Linked DNA regions of Homo sapiens: region 1 is linked to region 2. Evidence: read pairs that join two places in POLR2A ChIA-PET (ENCODE). Cell type or tissue: GM12878. All regions are shown on one strand. Region 1 has its middle 25 kb from the start of LINC02865. Region 2 overlaps WAKMAR2 (wound and keratinocyte migration associated lncRNA 2).

Evidence for each region. Peaks named below come from ENCODE experiments on the same cell type or tissue, not always from the same donor. Only the 100,000 strongest peaks of a DNase experiment are listed, where the experiment ranks them.
Region 1: POLR2A ChIA-PET joins it to region 2 with 5 read pairs; 2 of 35 experiments call an interaction of 5 or more read pairs at or near these places.

The regions. Positions count from the first base shown.
Region 1 is chr6:137,917,914-137,922,913 of GRCh38, reverse strand. No RefSeq gene overlaps it. Among named protein-coding and RNA genes, the nearest start is that of LINC02865, 25 kb to the left of the region's middle. In GM12878, a CTCF peak has its summit at 802 (motif pointing left); no DNase peak of the experiment used is centred here; H3K27ac peaks cover 3,552 bases.
Region 2 is chr6:137,835,931-137,840,930 of GRCh38, reverse strand. The region is part of intron 3 of WAKMAR2 (wound and keratinocyte migration associated lncRNA 2); the gene reads left to right. Among named protein-coding and RNA genes, the nearest start is that of TNFAIP3, 29 kb to the left of the region's middle. In GM12878, no CTCF peak of the experiment used is centred here; no DNase peak of the experiment used is centred here.

The DNA.
Region 1 (5,000 bases), 82 kb before region 2:
AAAATGCAAACACAATTTGTTGAATGCCTACGCTGTGTCAGCTAGTCTGGGCACTCAGGTAATTTCTGTGAACAAAACAGAAAAACGAGGCTTATATTCTAGTGGTGTAAGTTGGAGATCATCTCAAATGACCTATGTTTCCCTTGAGCAGTGGTTCCCAAGCTGCCCATCAGAATCACTGGGGGACCTTTCAAAAAATTCCAAAACCTGGCCAACCCAGGCCAAATTCAGAATCTCATGGGTGGCTTATAATTTTTTTAAGTTCCCCAGGTGATTCTCATGTGCAAGGTGGGTTGAAAACCACTGCCCTCGAAATTCTGGTGGACTTCCCTAAGGAGGCATGTCTTCCCCGTCCCACTTCCCACCACCCTTCGAGAGTCATTTATATAAATCACAGATGAGGAAACCCAGACCTAAAGGCTCAGAGTGACATGTCCAAAAAAAAGGGGCACATCGAGAGGGTCACCAGGCCAGAACTTGAACCTAGGTCTTCTGATTTTAAGCCTAGTGTGTTTTTCATCACGTTGAAAGAGTTAAGAAAACTGAATATTGTTATTGCCTATAGCAAAAATCGGAGGGGTCTCCCAGGGAAGAGAGGAGATTGTCTGCAAGCCTCCTGGTCACTTCCTGTCATTCATTAAAAACTTTAGCACCTGGACCAGTCTTCATTCTTCTTAGAAATGTGAATATTCAGGGGCATATTCAACATAGAGCCCATTGAATGGGCTCTTTCCTGGGACCCCCTCATTGCCAATACATGTTTTCTACACTCTACCTCAGCCATCCACTCCAGCTGCCACCCGCTGGACATCACTGCTACTGCTACTTCAAATAAGAACTTCTCCAATGAGAAAGTGCACAGGCTTGAGGTCCCTCGCTGAAACCGTTCTCCAATCTCAGCAGCCTTGGTCAGACCACCAATGTACTCACTCGCTTTTTTTCTTTTTCAGCACCTCCCTCTTTCATTTCCCTTCATGTCTGGTTTGCATCCCTTGGGCCATCATTTTCATCATTATGGGGCAAGTACCATATTTGTAACTCCCATGCCCACTTCTCTAAACACTCTTTCCCTCGAACACCAGCCCACACACCTGCTGTTATTAATGTCTGAAGCCCTCTTCCCATACCATTTTGTCTAATTCCTAATCATCCTTTAAGTTTCAGTTTAATTACTTCGACAGGTCCTCCCTGACCCTTCAGTCTAAAGGAGGGACCCCCGTGTTACACCACTCCTTCTCAATTCTTATCTTAAGTTGTATTTCTACATGTATTTTGGTGTTTTGTTTAACATCTCTTTCCCTAGCAGGCATGGGCTTGGGGTTCTCTGTTTTGATTACTGCTATATCCCCAGTGATTGACACACTTCTGGCACGTAACAGCTACTTTATAAGTACATAAATGAATGAATGAATTAATTAATTAATTTATTCACTCAAAGTCACCCAGGGTTATTTAGTGGCAGAGCCACAACTTACCCATTTGACTACAGTTTGACCTTTGAGATGATTTTTACAATTAAATTTTGCAGTTGAGCCCCCTCAGATGCTCACTTGCATAGGCCCTGTTGACTGGACTCTGCCAGAGGTAGAGTTTGCCCAGTAATGAATCCTAGAACCCCATGTGTTCTACATGATAGCATCAAGAAATTGTCCATGGGGATGAGATATGAACCCAAGAGGCCAGAATGCATTGCAGCGGAGCTGAGAGTTACACGTTTTAAGAAGCTATGCCTCTGGCTCTGCTGTCAGCCCTAGATGGCACCTTTAATTCTTTCCTAGTCTAGGTCAAAGATGCCTTGCTTAATATGTCATTTCTCTAATTCAGTAGTAAGTGGGTCCTCTACAATGCGATTTTAAACTTTTCTTCACATAAAATGTTTGTTTACATAGAAGGACCTTTTAATTCCTGAATGTCCTCAACTGCTCTTGAAAAGCTCACCTTCAGACTGGGCCCCCCAGCTTTTATATGAGTCATTATGAAAACTTTTTTCCCTATAGGTTATTTGAGATCCCTCAGAAATCTCAAACATGTGTTACTTCTTTGAATATTTATTTAGGTTCTGAAGGAGAAGGCTGAGCTAGGGACCTGGAGAATGAAATAAGGTATTAGTATCTACTGCCTTAATTGGTTAATTGATTAAGCACAAATGGGAGGCTGACTGTGCTCAGAGTTTTATAGAGAGTAACAAGATGAATGAGTTGGAAAGTTTGGGACAATTGACCATCCAAAAAGAACTAGAGAAGAAAGGTCCCGTTTGTTGTCTGCGTGGTGTCCCACCAAGGGCAGCACATGACATGCGCTTCTGTCACTCACAGGTGTCCAAATAGAACACACGGTTGGGTGGCCTTCTGTAACTACTGCTTTCAAGTAGCCTCTGTAACCTTGGCTTCCAACCTCACACTGATTTTTATGCTTGAGCCCCTACCCCTAGAGATCTGATGAAGAGGAACTGGAGAAGTTGAATGTCTGTAGCATCGAAAAGCTCCCCAGGTGAATCTGATGCTCTGCCAGCATTGGGTATTTGCCACCTTCATAGACATCTCTGAGCAGGAGGCCTTTGGTGATTTAGGTTACTGATGGTATGTATTTTTTTAGTGTCAGAGTCATCTAGGCACTGCACTTTAGAGAGTCCAGTGTTTCACAAACACTCAAAAAAACAGAACTCTATTGATGAACACATGGTTGCCTTTGTTGCTTGGAATTTGCTGCCCAGTGCGGGCCTGGTATATAACCCATAAACCTAGACATCCATTCAACAAGCAATGCTCTTCAAGCCCCACGGAAGCTCTGCAGTGTTAGGGGTGGGCCTGCATGACAGCACAGAAATCCAGGTCTTTTCTGAGGATAAGTCCCACTAAGCTTATCTTTTTCACCCTTAGCCTATCCTTATTTTTCTGCCTCCCAAACCAGCTAGACTATCTTTTAGCTCTGCTAAGATGTTTTGATAAAAAAAGGAATGATCCACTGGAAGTTCATTCTCAGAAGGTCTGTTTCCTTTTGATAAAGAACCCAGGGAGAAACGAACTGGTGAAAGCTGTAACCTTGCTGGGGCTGTTAGTCTTTATTGAACCATGAATTCCCCTGGACGGAGGCCTAAGCAGAAATCCCTCATTCTTTACATAAATAAACAAATAAATAAAATATTTTGGCTGGTACCTAACAAAAACACACACAGGCAAATCAAGTTTAGCACATATCCTGGAAACTCCCAGCTTTCAAACTTCAATAAGATAGTCGCAGGGTATCCAGCCCAATTAAGACATATACACAAAATCCCCTTTTCGCTTAAAAAATAACAAATAACAGGGTCTTTTTCTTTATTCTAGACCCTTTGGTTGCGGTTTAGTGGCTAAGACTGAGATTAGTGAAGAAAAATATTACTAATCTGAAAACTTTTTTCTTGGGAGGAAAATGCCATGAAGTATCAAAATGTTCTAAGCAATTATTCAAACAACACAACACAAAACAACCAGGCTAAAAATGATCTTCCTGCAAAGGGATTTGTCATGCTTGGCTCCTGTGCTTATTTCAAAAGGAATGAGGGAAAATAGATGGGCATCATACCCCCACTCTGGCCATATGGTTTTAGTTTTATTTGGATCAGTTTGAACAGAAACTTTGAAAAGCAGAGACAGGCAAACAGACAGAAAGAAAGAAAGAAAGAAAGAAAGAAAGAAAGAAAGAAAGAAGAAAGAGAAAAAGAAAAAGGAAGAAAGAAAGAAAATAAAAGAAAATGAAGAAAAGAAAAGGACAGAAAAGCAGCGATTGATCGGATTTCTGGCTTTCAAATAATGCCAAACCAGGATATATGCCCAGCCTATTTTGGTCTCAAGGCCCAAGGCCAAAATCACATAATGAAGAATCCCAGCAGACATAACTTATTTCTAGTGGCATACATTTCCCATTTTGAGTTTAGAAACTCTGGTCTAATGTGACAGAGGTACATATTTTAAGATCTTTGGGGCCCTTTTGCTTTTCTTCAAAAGCACATAATGCAGTAATTCTCATGGTGGGGGTGGTTTTGCTCCCCCTAGGTGCATTTTACAATGTCTGGAGACTTTTTTGGTTGTCACAGAATGGAGATGGGAGTGGGTGGGGATGGGGAGTGGGCATTTTCTAGTCTGGAGAAATCAGAGATATTGCTAAACATCCTACAATGCTCAGGACAACTCCCCCAACCAAAAAATATCTGGCCCAAAATGTCAATAATGCCAAGAATGAGAAACCCTGACATAATGGGCCCCCTTAGCTGACTACAGAAGTTACTGTATGATGGACACACTCCCTGGGAAGACAGAGATTAAATAATTACAGCTATTATTCATTGAGGGTTACTTGTGTACCAGATGCTTCATGCACATTAACATTTTAAATTAATAGACTTTAATTTTTAGTGCAGTTTCAGGTTTACAGAAAAATTGCATAGCAAGTTCTCATATGACTCCTCATCCACCCCTCAGTTTTTCTATCACTGACATCTTGCATTACTGTGGTATATATACTACAATAGATGAACCAATACTGATATATTATTATTAACTAAAGTCCGTAGTTTACATTAGAGTTCACTGTTTGTGTTGTAAATTCTATGGGTTGTGACAAATTTATAATGTCATGTCTCCACCATTATAGTATCATAAAAAGTAGTTTCTTGTCCCTAAAATCCTTTGAGCTTCTCATATTCTTCCCTCCCTTCCTCCCCCCAAATCCTTGGCAACTACTAATCTTTTTACTGTCTCCATAGTTTTGCCTTTTCCAGAATGTCATTTAGTTGGAATCATATAGCATGTAGTCTTTTCAAATTGGCTTCTTTCACTTAGCAGTATGCACTTGAGCTTCTTCCAAGTCTTTGTGACTTGGTAGTTCATTTAGTCTTAGCATTAAATAATATTTCATTATATGGATATACCACATTTTGTTTATCCATTCACTATTGAAGGACATTTTGGGTGCCTCAAAATTTTGGCAATTATGATGAATACAACTTCTATAAACATTTG
Region 2 (5,000 bases):
AGAAAGTCAACAAAGAAACAGTGGATTTAAACTATACCTTGGAACAAATGGACTTAGCAGATGTATACAGAACACTTCATCCAACAACCACAGAATACACATTGTATTCAGCAGTGCATGGAATTTTCTCCAAGACAGACCATATGACAGGCCATAAAAGGAGCTCAATAAATTTAAGAAAATTCAAATTATATCAAACACTCTCTCAGACCACAGTGGAATAAGACTAGAAGTCAACTCCAAAAGGAACCTTCAAAACCATGCAAATACATTGAAATTAAATAACCTGCTCCTGAATGAACATTGGGTCAAAAATGAAATCAAGATGGAAATTAAAAAATTCCTTGATCTGAATGACAATAATGACAAAACCTATCAAAACCTCTGGGATACAGCTAAGGCGGTGTTAAGAGGAATGTTCATAGCCATAAACACCTACATCAAAGAGTCTGAAAGAGCACAAACAGACAACCTAAGATCACACCTCAAGGAACTACAGAAACAAGAACAAACCACATCCAAACCCAGTAGAAAAAAGGAAGTAATCAAGATCAGAGCAAAACTAAATGAAATAGAAACAAGCAAACAAAAATATATAAAAGATAACTGAAACAAAAAGCTGTCTCTTTGAAAAGATACATAATATTGATAGACCATTAGCAAGATTAACAAAGAAAAGAAGAGAGACAATCCAAATAACCTCACTAAGAAATGAAACAGGAGATACTACAACTGACACCACTGAAATACAAAAGATCATTCAAGGCTACTAGGAACACCTTTATGCACGTAAGCTAGAAAACCTAGAAGAGATGGATAAATTCCTGGGAAAATACAATCCCTTAGCTTAAGTCAGGAAGCATTAGATATCCTGAACAGACCAATAATAAGCAGCCAGATTGAAATGGTAATTAAAAAATCACCAACAATAAAAAGTCCATGACCAGACAGATTCATAGCAGAATTCTACCAAACATTCAAAGAATTGGTACCAATCCTTTTGAAACGATTCCACAAGATAAAGAAGGAACTCTTCCCAGTTAATTCTATGAACTTGTGTCACCCTAATACCAAAACCAGGAAAGGACACAAACAAAAAAGAAAAATACAGACTGATATCCTTGATGAACATAGATGCTAACAGATGTTAAAATAGATGCTAAAATAGAAATAAATGCTAAAATCCTTAACAAAATACCAGCTAACAGAATCCAACAACATATCAAAAAGATAATCCACCATGATCAAGGGGGTTTCATACCAAGGATGCAGGGATGGTTTAACATACACAGGTCAATAAATGTGATACACCACATAAACAGAATTAAAAACAAAAATCACATGATCATCTCAGTAGGTGCAGAGAAAGCATTCAACAAAATCCAGCCTCCCTTTATGATTAAAACCCTCAACAAAATCGGCATACACGGGACATATCTTAATATAATAAAAGCCATCTATGACAAACCCACAGCCAACATAATATTGAATGGGGAAAAGTTGAAAACATCCCCCGTGAGATCTGGAACAAGACAAGGATGCTCACTCTCACTACTCCTCTTCAAAATAGTACTGGAAATCCTAGCCAGAACAATCAGGCAAGAGAAAGAAATAAAGGGAATCCAAATGGTAAAGAGGAAGTCAAACTCTCTCTGTTTGCTGATGATATGATTGTTTGCCTTGAAAACCCTAAGGACTCCTCCAGAAAGCTCCTAGAACTGATAAAATAATTCACCAAAGTTTCCGGATACAAGATTAATGTACACATATCAGTAGCTCTTCTATACACCAACAGCTACCAAGTGGAGAATCAAATAAAAAACCCCTTTTACAATAACTGCCTAAAAAAATTACTCGTGAATATATCTAACAAAGGAGTCGAAAGACCTCTACAAGGAAAACTACAAAACACTGCTGAAAGAAATCATAGACGACATCAACAAATGGAAACACATCCCATGCTCACGGATGTGTAGAATCAATATTGGGAAAATGACCATACCGCCAAAATCATTCTACAAATTCAATGCAATCCCCATCAAAATACCACCATCATTCTTCACAGTTAGAAAAAAGAGTTCTAAAATTCGTATGGAACCAAAAAAAAGCCTGCATAGCCAAACAAGACTAAGCAAAAAGAACAAACCTGAAGGCATCACACTACCTGATTTCAAACTATACTATAAGGCCACAGTCACCAAAACAGTGTGGTACCGGTATAAAAATAGGCACATAGACCAATGGAATGGAATAGAGAACCCAGAAGTAAACCCAAATACTTACAACCAACTGATCTTTGACGAAGCAAACAAAAACATAAAGTGGGGAAAGGACACCCTTTGCAACAAATAGTGCTGGGATAATTGGCTATGTGGCCACATGTAGGAGAATGAAACTGGATCCTCATTTCTCAACTTACACAAAAATCAACTTGAGATGGATTAAGAACTTAAACCTAAGACCTGAAACTATAAAAATTCTAGAAGATAACATTAGAAAAACCCTTCTAGACATTGGCTTAGGCACGGGTTTCATGACCAAGAACCCAAAAGCAAATACAATAAAAACAAAGATAAATAGCTGGGACCTAATTAAAGTAAAGAGCCTTTGCACTACAAAAGGAACAATCAGCAGAATAAACAGACAACCCGCAGAGTGGGAGAAAATCTTCACAATCTATACCTCTGACAAAGGACTAATATCCAGAAACCACAACAAAGTCAAACAAATCTGCAAGAGAAAACCAAACAAGCCTATCAAAAAGTGGGCTAAGGACATGAACAGACAATTCTCAAAAGAAGATATACAAATGGCCCAGAAACATATGAAAACATGCTCAACATCACTAATGATCAGGGAAATGCAAATCAAAACCACAACGTGATATCACCTTACTCCTGCAAGAATGGCCATAATCAAAAAATCAAAAAACAGTAGGTGTTGGCGTGGATGCAGTGATCAAGGAACACTTCTACACTGCTGGTGGGAATGTAAACTAGTATAGCCATTATGGAAAACAGTGTGGAAATTCCTTATGAATAAATTTAAGTTCGTAAATAAAACTTAAGAAGTAAAAGTAGAACTACCATTTGATCCAGCAATCCCACTACTGGGTCTCTACCCAGAGGAAAATAAGTCATTATTCAAAAAAGATACTTGCACACACATGTTTATGGCCGCACAATTCACAGTTGCAAAATTGTGGAACCAACCCAAACGCCCATCAGTCAATGAGTGGATAAAGAAACTGTGGTATATATATATACAATGGAATACTACTCAGCCATAAAAAGGAATGAATTAACAGCATTTGCAGTGACCTGGGTGAGATTAGAGACTATTATTCCAAGTAAAGTAACTCAAGAATGGAAAACCAAACATTGTATGTTCTCACTGATATGTGGGAGCTAAGCTATGAAGATGCAAAGACATAAGAATGATACAATGGACTTTGGGGACTTGAGGGGAACAGTGGGAGACAGGCGAGGGATAAAATATGGTGCAGTGTTTACTGCTTGGGTAATGGGTGCACCAAAATCTCACAAATCACACTAAAGAACTTACTCATGTAACCAAATATCCACTGTACCCCAATAACTTATGGGAAAATAAAATAAGATAATAAAAAATAAAGTGTACCAGAGGTCATCTGCTTCTGGTTTTTAAAAAAATTGAGCTCAAAATACATATCTATAGATGTACCCTGAATTGGAAACATTAATTTACAACTATTCCATAGCACGACTTGAGTTTCTTAAGATAGACTTAACTCACTGAAATGAGGCCTCGATGTAAGCTGTTCTTCAGATGTCTGGAAACAACCACAGCAATGATGATTTGTGTCTAGCCAATTTGCTATTAGGGTTCCTGTTTCCCAACATCCATAGATTCCAGGGTCCAGGGCCCAGGTCCAACGTATGGAGGACTTCTGGCAGTCAGTCACCTTACTTTTTCCTGTTCTGGGTGTTGAATTCCCATGCAAACAGAGCAGGCAACCATCTGCAGTGTGAACCTGATCACTTGCTTTTCTTTTTCTCTTCCCACTCTGCTGTATACATGCTGTACATTTTCAGGATGCTGATTTCCCAGTCAGCCAGAGGACGACCTAGATCCATATGTGCTCATCTTTCCCCCATTCCAGAGACAATCTTCCTCTCCAAATTAGAAAATGAGCTGTGCATGCTACTCTCTGCCACTAGCTCTGAAGTTCAGAGGCCCACATCCCCTAACTAGAATTCTATCAAAGGGAAACAGAACTGCCCATCCACTAGCATCTGGTTGACATCCTTCCTTTACCTAGCCATGGCTATCTACTAATTCGTACCTCAAGGAAGAACATCTGGAATACAAAAAAAAATCTTTTCAAATCATTTTATTGTTTTCCTTCTTATTAGAGAAATTCATTAGAAACCCAATATATTTTTCTGATTACAATACAATTACTCTCTCACTGTACAACTACAATAGTATAGCAATAGAGTGTTGTGTATTAAATAGGCTTAGGTTTGGGGAAACCTAACAACCTTTAATAATTTTATTTTTATAGGAAGCTATATTTTGGTTTTCAAATAGCCAAATGTATGCAAGCTTTTGAAACATAATTACAGATATTATGATTTAAACTTTCTAACACACATGTATATATACACATACTTATGGACAAAGTTTGAATGGAAACATGGAAAAAGGAAAACTGTCAATGTGCAAAGTGGTGAAAAAATGTTCCCTTAATAATGTTATTATATTAATTTATGCAATTAAAAATTACCTTAGCAAGAGATAACTGTGAAAAAATTGTCATCTCCTTCATCTCCTCCCTAAAGGTCGCCCTTCTCCATAATCAGGATATGCTTTTCTATGTTCTCATAACATCTTATATACAAATCTTAATATAATAGTTACTTTGGAGCATAATGTATAGTTATTTGCTTATGTGTCTATTTTTCCAATTAACTGTAATTTATTTACGGACGGGGATTATCTCTTGTTAGTGTCTGTAC